4 separate regions of the Homo sapiens genome follow, and all the other regions are linked to region 3. Evidence: read pairs that join two places in POLR2A ChIA-PET (ENCODE). Cell type or tissue: PC-9. All regions are shown on one strand. Region 1 overlaps USP40 (ubiquitin specific peptidase 40). Region 2 overlaps USP40 (ubiquitin specific peptidase 40). Region 3 overlaps UGT1A8 (UDP glucuronosyltransferase family 1 member A8). Region 4 overlaps USP40 (ubiquitin specific peptidase 40).

Region 1 (4,000 bases), 200 kb before region 3:
AGGATCACTTGAGCCCAGGAGGTTGAGGCTGTAGTTGAGCCATGATCACGCCACTGCACTCCAGCCTGGGCGACAGAGCCAGACCCTGTCTATTAAGAAAAGAAAGAAAAGGAAAGAAAGGAAAGAAAGAAAAGAAAGAAACGAGAAAGAAAGAAACAAAAAGCCTCAAGGCTGCTTTTTGCAAAGGAAATGACCCAAACCTGCTCTTTAAGTTCAAAGTTTCAGGAGGAGGATCAGCTGAATCCAACATTTCTGAGTGAGAAACAGCCACTCCTACTTTCCATCTCACTCCAAATGCTTTTAAGTTATATAATGTCACAGTCACTGGAGCACAGAAAAAATATACAACACTACATTTATACTTAACATGGAAAACTGAAGGCCTGCTGGAGTTTATGATGAAAAGTGTCACCCAAGTCACAAGCGTGGCATGACCAGGAATGGGCTTTGTTGTCACTCAGCTCAGAAGACTGATTCCTCCTCCATCCCTCACACCAGCCAGTGCGTCAGCAGCAGAGAGGGACAGTGTTGCGTCCAGCAAGGAACCTACCTGAGTGGCTGCCGGTCAGTTCGTAAAAGCCTGCCTGGGCGCTTCCTCTCCACCGTCCAGGCTCTGAGGTGGGCTGGGGACGGGACACCGAACTCCAGGAAAGGAGGCAAGGTCATGGCCTAGAAAAAGAAACAGACATTTCTCCAACGGTTTTAAAAAGCACTCTTCAAAACATACTGTTTTAGAAAAAAAAAATGAAGCACTACACAGTGGCATCTCAAGGAAAGAGTATCTCAAGTAATGATAACATCATTTTAAAAGTCACAGGAATCTCTCTCTCTCTTAAATAACACTAACCCTGAGCGGTCTTCATATTCCTCTGCACTGAAATCACCTTGAGAAAGAAGTGAGTTCCCTCTCTCTAAATCTGAGTCAAAAGCTTCTTTTTAATCATCATGTTTAAAAAATGAAACTTTGGAATTAACTTCCATGGGAGTAGAATTCACCAGGGCAGAGCCCGCTCTAACAGTACAACAAGGGACACAACAGCAGCCTTCTTCCGTGCCCGCGCAATCCTCCACCAGTGTCTGCTCTGCCGATGAATCAGCTTTTGATTCTGAAGTATTTCAAAATCTTTGGCTGCAATCAGTAGGCCCAAACTGCTTGTTCTAATTCTGAAGGGATCACTTTAAGCCCCTACTGATATACTTAGGTTGGAGCCTCTAAAATTACCAATATTCATCCATTTTTTGACCTAAAAACAGCAATTTTATATCTTTCAACTTAATATGAGAAAAAAAAAGTATTTTCCCATTTGTTCTCATGAGAATAAGGCTGTCTGCTTTTTCTTTTCTCCTTTTTTTTTTTTTTTTTTTTTGAGACGGAGTCTCACTCTGTCACCCAGCCTGAAGTGCAGTGGCGCAATCTCAGCTCATTGCAACCTCCCTGTCCTGGGTTCAAGTGATTCTCCTGCCTCAGCCTCCGAGTAGCTGGGATTACAGGTGCCTGCCACCGTGCCAGGTGAATTTTTTTTTTTTTTGTACTTTTAGCAGAGACAGGGTTTTACCATGTTGGCCAGGTTGGTCCCAAACTCCTGACCTCAAGTGATCCGCCTGCCTCAGACTCCTAAAGTGCTGGGATTATAGGCATGAGCCACCACACCCAGCCAACATATGCTTTTTCTTGAGGAAGGGTATTTCATATACTGAGGGCGCACAAAAGCCAAACATCAACAACCACTAGTCATATATAGGCCCCACATTTTCTCCTCTAAGAGAAGAAAGGAATGCTCATTTCAGTCCAACAGTAGGCGGATGCTGCTTCAACACTGCATTGTGCTTAATCCAGCCCTTCCATTTGGATAAAACCCTCCTTCTCTGTGAACGTTAATGCATAAGAAACAACACAATACCTAGAATATCTAGTTTAGCATCCTAACATAAAAGCTGGAGTTCTAACCTCCTGGAAAACTGGTAACACAGCTTTTCATAACAACATTTAACATATGGGTCACAATGGTACACAAACAATGTAAATAAAGGGATAAAGTGAATGCTTTACAAATGTTCCAAGAAACCATGTTTCCCTAAAAAAATAAAAATGAACAAAAGCCGCAAGTCACTGAGGATAGATTGAAACAAAAGCACAGCATGCCTGTCAGAGGAGGGACCAGTGAGGCCACGAGGAGCCGTCTGCACCATGGGCGTGTATTGCCTGCGGGTACTTACCACTGAACATGGCATATGACAAATGCCATATCAGAACAGACTGTAATTGAGGGAAAAGGAGATAGAAGAATATATTAATATCTCACTGGAAGAAGCCACATTACCACTAAGTTATGGTGCAGGAAGAAGTCTGACCTGAGACTTCAGCTCCGCCAGCGTGGCATCTTCTGAGATCTCTATGTCTCCCAAGTAGAGGAGAGAAACTTGCGCAGGCTCGTTCCCAGAAGCACCTTCCAAAGGACAGAGCGGGATGTTTACAAGGAACTTGAAACTTATTTTGTGTTTCTGAAATACATTGCCATGTTTTGATATTGTAAATAGGTTATTAAAATTCCACTCAAGAGCCTCTGCATCCAAGTCTTATGAGGAGGCCCTGTCTGGCAGGTAAGCAGGCAGGGACATGTTGTCGGCAGACTCCCAAGAGGTCTGTGACACTTATGCCCCTACCTTGAATGTACTTTTCCACATTCTCTCCTTCCTCAAAGAGGACTTTTTGGGTAGGATATGCTGGCTGCATTCTGTATGTTAGCTTCCTGTTTCCTCATCATAACACTCATCCCAACCTGTTCCTCGTGTGTGTGTGTGTGTGTGTGTGTGTGTGTGTCTGTCTGTCTGTGTGCAGGCGTTTAATCTGCCTCCTCAAAACAACAGAATTTTCAAGAGGAGGCAGGCCATCTATCTTGTCTCCCCAGTTCCTGGTACAATGGGTGCCACATAGTAAATGCCCAATAAATGTTTATTTATAAGGAAATCTTGACAATAAGAAGGCCTTTCCAAGTTTGTTTAAAAAAAGGGAAAAACACAATGCTTTCTCATCAAAAACAATATAAAAGCTGGCAACTAAATTTAGACTGTCTTCACTTATTTTTGCCTTAACTGTCTTTACTGCTGAGCATGCCACTAATGCATAGCAAGAAATTACAGAGAGATTAGAAGTCAACTAAGTGCATGAGAAGTTCCTCTTGTGTCTTAAGGAAATTACAGGCTGACACTACCGGAAAGATAATTTTAGGAAATTCTAAAGAATGAAATATATAATCACCTGCTACATAATGATTTGGTCAAAGACCACACATGTGATGTGATCCTATAAGATTATAATACTGTATTTTCACTGTACCTTTTTCTGTTTAGATACACAAACACCTGCCACTGTGTTATGATTCGCCTTCAGTATTCAATACAGTAAGCTGCTGTACAGGTCTGTAGCCTATGAGCAAGAGGCTACACCACATAGCCTAGGTGTGTAGGAGGCTCTACCATCTAGGTTTGTGTAAATCACTCTACCGTGTTCACATAATGATGAAATCATCTGACGATGCATTTCTCAAAACATATTCATGTTGTTAAGTGACACATGAGTGCATTTCCCATGTGTTGTGTACAGATGTATTACCAAAAAAAGAACCTTTTATTTACTTTTCACGTAGAAACATACTGATTAAACATGCTTTTACAATCTATATCCAATTCTATATGTAACTAGAATTCTATCACCAAGGCATTTTTAGCATTAGTTAACATGAACTACTGTAACCCAACTAAAAAGTAACTTTATGCCAATTTTATAGCTCATTCAACATTACTCTCTCTATATAATCCTAACTTCAAAGAATAAGGAGATAAGAATTTGACTCATTTATATTAATTTTATTACTGAGGCTGAAAAGATTAAAAAGAAATATAAGTAATATACTTCAAGGCACTAGAAAAACTAAATAAGTAAAGCCTGATAAAAAGAAAAACATAGCTAAAGAGTTGGGCCTATTAAAAATATACTCGC
Region 2 (4,000 bases), 150 kb before region 3:
CAAAAGTTTCTGGCCCAGCTGATCAACAGGAATTAGATTATTCTCCTCCTTATGAGAGAAACACAGTCACTCAAGAAAATCTGATGAGAAATAATTGCATACTTAACAAATTCAAAGAGACCAACAGGATTATACCTAATTAAATATGCCTAGAACAGCAAACACGTAAGTTGATTCCATCATAATTATTTTATTATAAAAAGTTTTTTAAAAACTGGTTAAGCCTCAGTTGAGAAAACTTGGATTTTTGCCATTTTCCATGTGCCATCTTCCATTTGAAGAGCAATATCAAAAGTAGCTCAAGGTTTCGTAAATTCCCAACATTAAAAAGGAATTTTCCATTTAAATGTGTAAATTACTGATATTAAACAAGAATTTTGGAAGAGATACGTAAGTACAAAAACAAAGATGATTAATGTCTTATCTAAATGTTTTGAAGTATAAACAAGTTCTAAAAGGGGGTGAGATGTAGCGGTGACAGACTGAATTGTATCTCCCCAAAATTCATATGTTGAATTCCTAACCTACAATATTTCAGAATGTGACCACATTTGGAGATTAGACCTTTAAAGAGGTGATTAAGGTAAAACGAGGCTGTTTTCCATTTTAGAGTAGGCCCTAAGTAAATCTGATTGGCATTATCATAAGAAGACGAAGTTTGGACAAAGTGACACCAGGGAAGCACACACACAGAAGAAACACCATGTGAGGACACAGGAAGAAGACGGCCATCTGCAAGCCAAGGAGAGAGGCCTCAGAAGAAACCAAAACTGCCAACACCTTAATCTTGGACTTCCAGCCTTCAAAACTGTCAGAAAATACATTTCTATCATCTAAGCCATGCAGTCTGTGGCATTTTGTCATGGCAGCCCTAGTAAATTCATACAATAGTCATAGATCAATATAATTAAAGTACTCGACCCAGGTCCCTAGCAGGAATTATAACAAATCATTTATTAAGGATGAATGAATAAATGAAAGAAGACCTCACATCTTTAAAACAGCATATTAAACAAACTTTAAAAGTCATCTACTTGAGATATTATCAGTGAGTGCTAGGAATGAAAAAGGGGACACACTTTCAGGTCACATAGACATTAAAAGGATAATATGGAAATGCAATAAATTGCAAAACAGCATTTAGTAAAGCTCAATTTGGTTTAAAATGACAATAATAGCCAAAAAAGTCATAACCCAATTCCAATATACATATATAAACATAAAGAAAACAGAATGCAAAGAATATATATCAAAGTGTTAACAATAACTGTCAGTATCTGGCCTACTTATACTTTTTATCTTTTGTATATATTTTCTGTTTTTTTCTTGAATTTTCTACCATGAATATGTATTTCATTCATAACCAGAAAATCCCCACAAACATCATTAAAATATAGATACAGAGAATGTCCTTAAGGAAAGACTATGAATGGTAATAATATCACACCTAGCAATTAAACCGCATACATTCTTACATATATACACACATGCACACATACACACAATACATACCATACATACAAATACATACACACACATACTATACCTCTAATAAGATTGCTTTTAGAATCATCAGTGGATGATCAATCTCTTCTTCACTCTGGAGATCTTTCAGATTCACATCTGGTTTACTTTTTTCCTCCTAGGAAGGAAAACAGTATGAGTTTCTATCACTAACCCCTTAAAAAGTAACAAAATAGGAATGTTGGCCAGGCACAGTAGCTCACACCTGTAATCCCAGCAATTTGGGAGGCCGAGGCAGAGGGACTGCTTGAGCCAGGAGTTCAAGACCAGCCTGGGCAACATAGAGAGACCAGCACACTCTACAAAAAGATAAAAAAAATTAGCCAGGAGGTTGAGGCGGGAGGACTGCTTGAGCCCAGGAGGTCAAGGCTGCAGTAGGCCGTGATTGCGCCACTGCACTCCAGCATGGATGACACAGAGCAAGACGTTGTCAAAAAAAAAAAAGGTTTCAAGATGATGAAATGGTGGTAAAAACATCACAATAATCTGCATATGCTTGGAATGAGGCAGACCTGGCTTTGAATTCCAGCTCCTGGTTGAGCAATCCTGGACAATTTACTTCATCTCTCTGGCTTTAGTTGTAAATTGGGAATACGAAACAAGTAAACCTTCTAGCACAATACACACAGTGGGTTCCAATATTTTCCAGCTTAGCACTACTTTAGCTACATTTTACATAATTTGATATGTTGAGTTTTCATTAAAATTCAGTTCAAAGTATTTTCTGGTCTTCATCCCGTATGGTCTCATTCACTTGTGTTGACCTAAGGAAATTCTACTCATCTTTGCAGGCCAGGCTCAGATTAAATACTCCTTTCTATTTCCTGACCATCCAAGTTTTCACCCCATTTTATGAAGGTATTGGGGAACATGTCAAAATTCCCCGGTAAGTTATTTTCATTGCCTTTTATTTCCATACATGCCATCTTGCAGAAGTATTTTAAATGGACTTAAAACCAGAAATACAGATAGTCCTAAACAATGCAAGCCAAAAATAAATAATCAATAAGTGATGGAAAAATATGGCAGGCCAGATACAACCATCCTGCTACAAAATTACTAAAAATGCTAGATAAAGTAAAACCAAAACAAATAAAAACATCTTAAACACACCATGAGCTTGCAAGAACATCAGGGAAAACTCTTCTGAGGTCAAAAAAGTGAAATGGGAATGTGGGGAAGAAATCCAAAGATGAGGCCTCCAGATGTGCAACTGCTATGGCCAGAGTAGTTAGGTTCCCCCAAAATTCATACGTTGAAACCTAACCGCCAATGCAATAGTATTAAGAGGTGGGGTCTTCAGGAGATAATTAGGTCACAAAAGATGAGCCCTCATGAATGGGAGTAGTGCCTTTATAAAAAAGGCCTGAAGGAGTTTTGTGTGTCCTTTCTGCCATGTGAGGACACAGCAAGAAAGAGTCATCTATGAAGCAGAGCAAGTCCTCACAGACACAAAATCTGCTGGTGCCTTAATCTTGACTTCCCAGCCTCCAGAACTGTGAGCAATAAATTTCTGTTGTTTACAAATTACCCAGCCTAAGTGTTGTGATAGAGCAGCCTGAACCTGAATGGACTAAGACACCGATCTTGCTGACACTGAACTTCCATTTTGATGCCCATACAGGGCAGAGTTGGGGAGAGAAAGCCTAGGCCTACCCAAAGGAGGGAGTCGAGGGACTGGTCTTTCAAACAACAATCAATTCTCCAATTCTCTGACATCAACTAGGTGTCACACAATTGTATTCAATTCTGACACTATCAGGTGACAGCACAGACTCCATAAGTTGAGGACTCAGTCCCGTAAGACTGTTCCCTACTTCAAACACCAACTACATACGGAGTCCCTAGGGTACTCACACTTCTGCCTGGCTGATTACAAATTCTAGGGTTCCCATCACCCCAACTCAGGTTCATAATTTTCTGGAACAACAGTTAAGAACTCAGGAACTTATACTACACTTTATTACAAAGGATATAAATGAATAGCCAGATGGAGACAGACATAGGGCAAGGTCCAGAAGGGCCCAGAGTTCAGGAAACTCTGTTTCCGTGGAGTCGCGGTGGCCACCCTCCCAGCATGAAAATGTGTTCACCAACCCAGAAATGCCCCAAACCTAATTTTTCAAGAGGTTTCACTGAAGTTTCATTACAGAGGCATGACCGATTAAATAAATCACTCGTCACTGGTGACTGAACTCAATTTCCTGTCTCTCTCCCCTCCCCAAGGTCAGGGAAGCAGGGCTGAAAGTTTCAACCCTCTAATAATGGGACTGGCTTCTCTGGCAACCAGCCTCCATCCTGAGGCATCTAAGAGTGACTTCATTAACATCAACTCAGGTTTGGTGGAAAGGGGCCCATTATGAATAACAAAAGACACTCCTATCACTCAGGAAGTTCCAAGGAGCTCTGTGCTAGGAATGGGAACTGGAAAGGATGACCAAATATATACTTCTTAATATATCACAATGACAAAATC
Region 3 (4,000 bases):
TTGACTTACATCACATGGTCTCTAATCCCTCAGCAAACATGAGTTCATCTTGTTTTGGTTGGTGTTACAGAATAACACCCTCAGCAAACATGAGTTCGTCTTGTTTTTGTTGGTGTTACAGAATAACATGCAGCTGGCTCTTTTTTAAAAAATTTAATATTAAACGTCCTTCATTGAACAAATATCTGTTGAGAGTCTTTGAGTGACTGGGATATGGCCATAATCAAATGAACATGGCTTTGCCATTCTAATGGAGAGGAAGGCATTGATTAGCTACAAACTGTGAAACATACTTTGAAAGAAAAGGATGTAAAGAGAGCTGATCATAGGGGGCCTTGCAGGATAAGGAGTGGCAATCTTGGGAGAAGTTGGGGGGATGGTGTGCCAAGCAGGGAAGATGGCAGGTGCAGCATGAAGCCAAATGTTTGGAATCATAGCATGTTCTTTCCCTTCATCCCTATGTCCCAGGGTCTCTTTACTTCATAAACATGGCCAAGTGGAAATCCTACTTTATGTCTCTTCTGTATAATCCCTTTGTCATGGCTTAACTTAGTGGCCTGTGCCCCTCCCCACTGCTCCTGGAACCACAACCCACATTGTTACAAGCCCCTGAAGGAAGTTATAAACACCTTATCTTCTACTAGGACAGGTGCCCCTGGAACTGTCTGGCTGGGCAAGCCATACTTACCTGCACTTCCCTATTCCATCTGTGAGTGATTCAGACTTGACTATTGTTATCATACTAAACTAAACTGGGGTTCACTCACCCAGCACAGTAAGACCAAACATCTACACTGAGATTTGCAATGGGAGAAAGGAAGGCATTTATGTGCAGGGCACAAAGCAAGGAGTGTTAGGAGGCTTATACTTGAGACCCAATCTCTCTAATGGCTTGCAAGTAAAGGTTTTTAAGAGCAAGGATACATTTTAGGAAAACAGAAGTTACAAGAAGAAATCGCAAATCAATACGCAGAGGTTACACATTGGTTTGGTCATGAGAAGTGAGGGCTTGCAGGTCATAGGTGAATTCAGAGATTTTCTGATTTGCAATTAGCTAAGGAAGAGAAGCTTGGTTTAAAATTCGGGGTTAGCAGAAAAGAATGTTTGCTCTTGCTCATGAGTGTGACTTCCTCCAAGAACAAAGAATGGCTGTCAGAGTTCAGTCGTTATTTCCCCTTATCTGAGGTCTGCCTGCCAAAGAATCCATTTGGTGGGAGTCCAGGTTTCTGAAAAACAACTCGGGGACATATGTTATGATGTGATCTGTAGTTTCTATAGGAAACCAAACATCTCTGGACTCTAACTTTCTTGGATATTGTTTTAGGCTACTATTACCTTCTTGCTTATCAAGTGCCTTATTTATTTCTCAGGGCCAGGTAGGTGCCTGGAATTTCCTTCGAAAGAACCCAAGATTTTCCTTTATTTCCATGCTTGGAGGAACCCACAGGCCCCTAAAAGGGATTCTCACTTCATCTCACCATTTTGGACCTTCCTCAAGATCTGGGCCCAGAGCATTCTGACTTCTGCAGCCCCACCTCACAGCCTATCAAATAGATTAAATTGCTCCTGCATCTTATGTCACATATGTCTTTGTAACTTGGTGAGCTAATCTGTAGTGGATTCATTGACATGTAGTTATGTTTTTATAGCCATTTCATAAAATATTCATAAATTCAATGTTTGCCATTTTAGTATTCTAGATTCAGCAAATTTCTTATTTTAAGTCTCAAACATTTTGCAGGTCCTTTGAAATCTTGCAGGTGGGTCCTGGCTCCATTACTTATGGGTCGTAGGTCATACAAGGGTCTGAAAGAGTTAGCACCTTAGAAGCAAACCTCTCCATAGGGTCCACGTTTCCAGACCTTCCTATTCCCAACATGAAATTACCTTCATGCACATCTTTGGGTCTCTCCTCTATTCAAAATGCCAGCTATCCTCCATTTACTTTTTGGGAAATCTGCTCTTGCCAACAGAGATTTGTTTTATCTTAGGATCTACTTCTTTCACCCCACTGGAATATGTCCCAAGCCTGAGTCATTCAGCCTGCAGCAATCCCTGAGAAAAAAAAAAAATCGGCCTTTGCCTGGACACTCAAGTGATACCTGAGGACACCTTGACTCCTACAGCACCAACCAGGGCAGGCCTGGGTCTCCAGCGGAGCTACTCTTTAGGGATCGTCATTATGACGAACAGACATGCCAGATTCCTCTGGCTAGTGTCCAGTGCAGACATACACACACACACACATACACACACACACACACACACACACCATTCTTAGTACAGTCAAAGCTCACAGGAGAAAGAAAAATGTTTTCTAATACCTTCTTAATTTGCAAGAAGGTGTTAGGAATTCAAGGGATGGTATGCATAGTGATGTTAGTTTCATTTCTTCAGCTCCTTCCTCCAACTCATGTTCTGTAGGGACTTCTGGGACTAAGAACAGGACCCACATATGAGCAACAGGATTTTCAGAGCAAGGCTGTGGTTGGAAGGGCTCAGACCAACGTCCACAGCAGAGTGGAGGTCTAGTATAAAGAATGTGAAGTTTGTAGCATCTCTTGATCCCGCTATTCCTACATGCTTGCTTAAGCCATTCTTCCTCTAGATGAACTGTTCTTTGAAGGAAACCTGCCTAATGTCTGCCTGCTCAAGAAGGTGGACCTGAGCTCTGTTCCCTTTGCAACCTTCCTGGAGTCTTATTGCTATCTAGATGAACTCAAAGCAAGATGCTGCCGCCCCCATGACTTTGATCATTGTAAGCTGCCAATCCTCTTGGGAGGCTGCTCCCAGCTTGGACTGAGCTGAGTCTTCGCATGCCTTGAACAATGAATTTGCATCCTGGTTATGTTCCCCATGGGGGCCAGCCCTGTCCTTGGAGTGGCCCCTCTAATCATGTTGCTCAGGCTTCTTCTCCCTTCCTGGGCCCCAGAACACCTCCGGTGCCAAACTTGTGGGTGGGAACAGGAACTCGCGTGCCAGCCAGGTGTGCATGACTAGCTCTGGGCAAGTCTGTTCTAGTAATTCAAGGTACCACCTCTCACTGGGACAGCCTAGTTTCTACACAGGTCTTGCTCTGGGACCGCCCTCAGCAGTGTGGTTAGCAGGCAGGGCCAGTGTGACCCTCCCTTTCTGGGCCTCAGTTGAGAAACCTGAAGCTCAGGAGAGGAGTCACTCCCCTGGCAGATGGGTGGCTGGGCCAGAAGCAGATACCAGGCTTTCTGACTCCTGCTCTAGGATTCTCACCACGTACTGGCTAGACTTATACTTCTCAAATCTTAATTTCCTAAAGGCAAGTAACAGTTTGAATGTTGTTATATTGTGATGTATAATAAGAAATATATGTTTGTCTTTGTTTCCTGGACACAGCTCCTGAAACCATAAGTGGTGGGAGCGATAAACGTGAACAAAGAATCTTTTGTTATTCAAAACAGATCCCTTTCGATCACACCTAAGTTTATGTAAAGGAGATGTAAAGTCTCTAAGGATGAGGGCTAGTTGCCAGGGAACAAAACCCTTGCGATTAGAGGGAAGAAAGGAGAGAGAGATTGAAGATTGATTTGATCACCGATGGGCAACAATCTAATCAATCATGCCTACTATGTATGGAAGCCTACATAAAAACTCAGAAGGGCAGGGTTCAGAGAGCTTTCAGGTTGCTGAAGGTGTGGAGGGTGGGGCACCCAGAGATGGCAGATGGGGCTCCATGGCCATACCCCCATATCTTGTTCTTTGTACTTTTTCCTCTGGCTATTCATCCGTATTGTTTGCAATATCCTTTGTAATAAACCAAACCTAGTAAATAAACTGTTTTCTTCAGTTCTGTGAGCCATTCTAGCAAATGATTGACTCCAAGAAAGAGGGTGTGTGAACCTCTGATTTTTGCCAAGTCAGACAGAAGTTGTGGGTAACCTGGGGACCTACTACTTGCAATTGGTGTCTGAAGTGAGGGCAGTCTTGTAGGACTGAGCCCTTAACCTGTGGGGTCCGTGCTAACTCA
Region 4 (4,000 bases), 130 kb before region 3:
GTGGTGGTGCATGCCTGTAGTCCCAGCTACTGGGGAGGCTGAGGCAGGAGAATTGCTTGAACCTGGGAGGCGGAGGTCGCAGTGAGCCGAGATTGCGCCACTGCACTCCAGCCTGGGCAACAGAGTGAGACTCCATCTCAAAAAAAAGAATTACGTTAAGCTAGGATAAGAAGGTCTTCCTATGAAAATCCAAGAGAATAGTCTGTAAAAAGAGGGTTTATGAAATCTGCTATAACTACATTTGAATCACAATATTTCTAGTAATAAGCACTTACAATTTGGCAAATTTAATTTATATTTATAGTTCTGTATGTGTGTGCAACAGCTTTATTTTAAGAGATTTTGGGGAATGAAAATAGGGCACTTGTTAACTCATGGTGAAGATTTCAAGTACCAAAAGTAACATTTATACAGTATATGGTTTATAATATATACGTGAAAAGTTAATGTCTTTAATTTATAATGGCCTTACATATGTTGTTTTGAAAATACTCTGATTTACTACATCATAGCTAAGTCAAGCATGTAGTAATTCAAAGACACACGCAACATCTTAATTATTTCCAAACTTAAAAAATCACTCTTTTTTTTTTTTTTTTTTGAGACGGAGCCTTGCTCTGCCACCAGGCTGGAGCACAGTGGCGCAATCTCAGGTCACTGCAACCTCCACCTCCCGGGTTCAAGCGATTCTCCTGCCTCAGCATCCTGAAAATCACATATTTTTATATACACATCTATTTTCAAGAAAGCAATTAACACCTTTGAAAATGCTAATTTTGGGCCAGGCGCGGTGGCTCATGCCTGTAATCCCAGCACTTTGGGAGGCCAAGGTGGGCAGATCATGAGGTCAGGAGATCGAGACCATCCTGGCTAACATGGTGAAACCCCGTCTCTACTAAAAAAATACAAAAAATTAGCCAGGCATGGTGGCGGGCACCTGTAGTCCCAGCTACTCGGGAGGCTAAGGCAGGAGAATGGCGTGAACCCGGGAGGTGGAACTTGCAGTGAGCTGAGATCGTGCCACTGCACTCCAGCCTGGGCGACAAAGCAAGACTCCATCTCAAAAAAAAAAAAAAAGAAAATGGTAATTTTGTCCTGATACAAATACACAAACTTCCTTGGCATAAATAACAAAAGCAGCCTTTTATTAAAGGATCAGTGATGAATTCAGTGATAATTGACTATATAAGATTTGTAGGGCAAACAGGATTACATTTACATGAGCAAATTTCCAATTTCTAATTTCCAATTAGATTAAATGGGCAATATGTGTCATTACAAAGAACTGAAGGTTATACTAATTAACATAGGATTACAATAGCTTTATATATAATATATAAACATAAGCACACATATATAAATGAACTTTCTGAAGAATATTAATAAACTAAATCCCATATTTAATTACAAATGTTTGTCAAATTAAACACTCCTTGGTCCTCAGTATTATCTATTTTTATTACCTCCCTAATTAACTTTCTTTACAATATTCCAACCATGATGACACTGGCTTCTCACATGAGGCCACAGTCTTCTATTTGTAAATATCCCCCAAATCTATTTTCCAAATATTAGGGTACTGAATAAAAGATTAAGTTTCAAGATATTTGCTTCTTTCAATCTACATGGAGAAATCTGGATTATAGGCTCATGATTTAGGTGTAGTTAGAAGAAAAAAAAACTCAATAAATTACTTTTAGTAATAAACACTTTAATCCTTGTGTGGTATATATCATACATTTAATTACATGGATTATAATTTACAACATAACTTATTACTAAAATACTCTGGCATATTTACCTGCCTCTCGCTAACGTTCTTACATTCTTTACAAACAATCTGGTTAACAATGGTTCCATGGTACAGACGATAGATGAGGTCATGACCGGAGGTCCCAACTAAAGAAGTTTCCAAAGCGCTGAAGAGGATTCGATTCAGTTCCTGCACATCATGTTGCCTCATTTCCTACAAAACAGGTAACTTTTAGATGTAATTCCGGGCTTCAGATTTTTTAAAACATTAAAAAAACAAACATTAGTCAATAAAAACTCAAGATTTATCAAGCAATCTGAAGATCAGATATAAGAATGACTCAGCAAAACAAGCTGAGCTGGTTAAGAGATTACCACCTATTTTTATTTATACTAAAAAATGAAAATATGAACAGGCTGGGTTCAGTGTGTACATGTAACTCAATTCCTTTGACACCCAGAATGTGCATTTATTCTTGTGGGAAACCACACACATGGCCATGCCACAGAAAGCAGAGAGGGATATACCAGGCACAGACCAGTGTCTAAGAGCTGGCAGTGTCTGCACAGGAACACCTCACTGAGATCAGAGCACATGTGAATAGTCCGAATTATCAACAATAGAAAAGAACTAGAATGTACTGCTTTGAAGTAAAAACAACTAAAACAAGACTAACACAGTGTTACTGAGAAAAAAATCCTGATGGAACTTGCTTTAATCCATTATGAGTCACGCAGTTGTGTGTGAACTTGTGCTTAAGAAAAATTTATAACCAAACCAAGGGGCACACCAAGACTGAGAAGTGGAGAAGAGGAGGAAGAGCAGCTGGGGGGAGGGCCAGGAGAGTGAGGCCCCAGGAAGCAGGAGGAGCTGAGGCTTTAAGGAGGGTGGTGAGTGCTGCTGAGAGCTCCTTCTGCTGAGAACAGAGAAGTGTCTTCTGGACTTGGCACAGGGATGTCACTGTTGACTTCAACCAAAAAAGTAGAAAGGAAGGAGAGGAACAAATGGAGAGTTCAGAAGCAGAGGCAATAAGGGAAGACAATTTCAAAAATAAGTTTCAACCAAGAGCAATAGCTCATGCCTAAAATCTCAGCTACCTGGGAGGCCGAGGCAGCAGGATGCCTTGAACCCAGGGCTGCAGTGAGCTATGATCATGCCATTGCACTCCAGGCTGGTGACAGTGAGACCTCATCTCAAAAAAAAAAAAAAAAAAAAAAAAGTTTTGTGTGAAGAGCAGCAGATAAAGTGGATGAAAGCTGGAGGACTTCTATCTTGCCTTTTAAAATACAAGACCCTCAAGGATGTAATTTATCTAATATCACTGGCTATGATGGGATAGAAAACTTGTGGAAGTTTTCAAGCTCTGTTCCTAAACAATCCTACACTTCGCAAAGGTACCACAGAGACCTTCTCCTACCACTGCAGGTCCAGTCCTAGAGGGTTTTCTGCAAGATCTTATTTAGACAAAAAACAAAAAAAATTTTCACAGCATTAAGAAGAAACCAGCAACTTAGTGAAGCTCATTATCAAAAACAAAGAAAAATCTATCAACCAATGACTAGATTAAAAAAAAAAAACAAAAAACATGTGGCATATCCATCTAATAGAATCTCATTTGGCAATAAAATGGAATGAAGTATCGACACATACTACAACATGAATGAACCCTGAGAACAGTACTTTAAGTGAAAGAAGACTGTTACGAGACCACCTATTGGATCACTCCATTTCTATGAAATGTCCAGAATAGGCAAATTCATAGAGACAGAAAGGAGGTCAGTGGTTGCCAGCGGCTGAGTTGAGGGGGATGGAAAGTTACTGCTAACGGGTATGGAGTTTCTTTTTGGGGTGGTAAAAATTTTCTAAAATTGATTGTAGTGATGGTTGAACAACTCTGTGAATATGCTAGAAAGCACCACTGAACTGTACCACTTAAAAGAGTGAATTCTGTGGCATGTAAATTACATCTCAATACAGTGTTTTTTTTGTTTGTTTGTTTTTGTTGTTAATCGGATTAACGCCAAATACCAGCCCTACACCAGAAATTTAACATACTTGTTTAGGGAATGTATTATACCCCATTTTGCTTGAAAGTCCATGCCTTACCTCCTTAATCACATAGTTAGTATCACCTAGTTAAGAAGTGTTCCTGGTTAGAAGACTACCCTTCAGAGTTTACCATTAAAGGCAATATAACAGTATTCCTATCGTTTGCTCTTTAACTTCTGTGACAGTTGCCTATACCTG

The links. ChIA-PET counts read pairs that join two places held together with the same protein. Peaks named below come from ENCODE experiments on the same cell type or tissue, not always from the same donor. Only the 100,000 strongest peaks of a DNase experiment are listed, where the experiment ranks them.
Region 1: POLR2A ChIA-PET joins it to region 3 with 12 read pairs; 4 of 35 experiments call an interaction of 5 or more read pairs at or near these places.
Region 2: POLR2A ChIA-PET joins it to region 3 with 12 read pairs; 5 of 35 experiments call an interaction of 5 or more read pairs at or near these places.
Region 4: POLR2A ChIA-PET joins it to region 3 with 20 read pairs; 6 of 35 experiments call an interaction of 5 or more read pairs at or near these places.

Annotation. Positions count from the first base shown.
Region 1 is chr2:233,488,815-233,492,814 of GRCh38, forward strand. USP40 (ubiquitin specific peptidase 40) reads right to left here. Exons shown (of 32, transcript NM_001365479.2): 26 at 2,353-2,447; 27 at 551-669. Among named protein-coding and RNA genes, the nearest start is that of USP40, 76 kb to the right of the region's middle. In PC-9, no CTCF peak of the experiment used is centred here; no DNase peak of the experiment used is centred here; H3K27ac peaks cover 1,306 bases.
Region 2 is chr2:233,540,722-233,544,721 of GRCh38, forward strand. It overlaps USP40 (ubiquitin specific peptidase 40), which reads right to left. Exons shown (of 32, transcript NM_001365479.2): 9 at 1,547-1,642; 10 at 1-48. Among named protein-coding and RNA genes, the nearest start is that of USP40, 24 kb to the right of the region's middle. In PC-9, no CTCF peak of the experiment used is centred here; a DNase peak (open chromatin) is centred at 1,980.
Region 3 is chr2:233,688,529-233,692,528 of GRCh38, forward strand. All of the region lies in intron 1 of UGT1A8 (UDP glucuronosyltransferase family 1 member A8), which reads left to right. All of the region lies in intron 1 of UGT1A10 (UDP glucuronosyltransferase family 1 member A10), which reads left to right. All of the region lies in intron 1 of UGT1A9 (UDP glucuronosyltransferase family 1 member A9), which reads left to right. The region is part of intron 1 of UGT1A7 (UDP glucuronosyltransferase family 1 member A7); the gene reads left to right. It also overlaps UGT1A and a transcript of UGT1A6 not described here. Among named protein-coding and RNA genes, the nearest start is that of UGT1A6, 2.4 kb to the right of the region's middle. RefSeq lists enhancers at 2,500-3,107, 3,108-3,714. In PC-9, no CTCF peak of the experiment used is centred here; DNase peaks (open chromatin) are centred at 1,133, 2,143 and 3,063; H3K4me3 peaks cover 2,643 bases; H3K27ac peaks cover 4,000 bases.
Region 4 is chr2:233,555,054-233,559,053 of GRCh38, forward strand. It overlaps USP40 (ubiquitin specific peptidase 40), which reads right to left. Exons shown (of 32, transcript NM_001365479.2): 5 at 1,802-1,966. Among named protein-coding and RNA genes, the nearest start is that of USP40, 9.7 kb to the right of the region's middle. In PC-9, no CTCF peak of the experiment used is centred here; DNase peaks (open chromatin) are centred at 2,098 and 2,498; H3K4me3 peaks cover 1,674 bases; H3K27ac peaks cover 2,844 bases.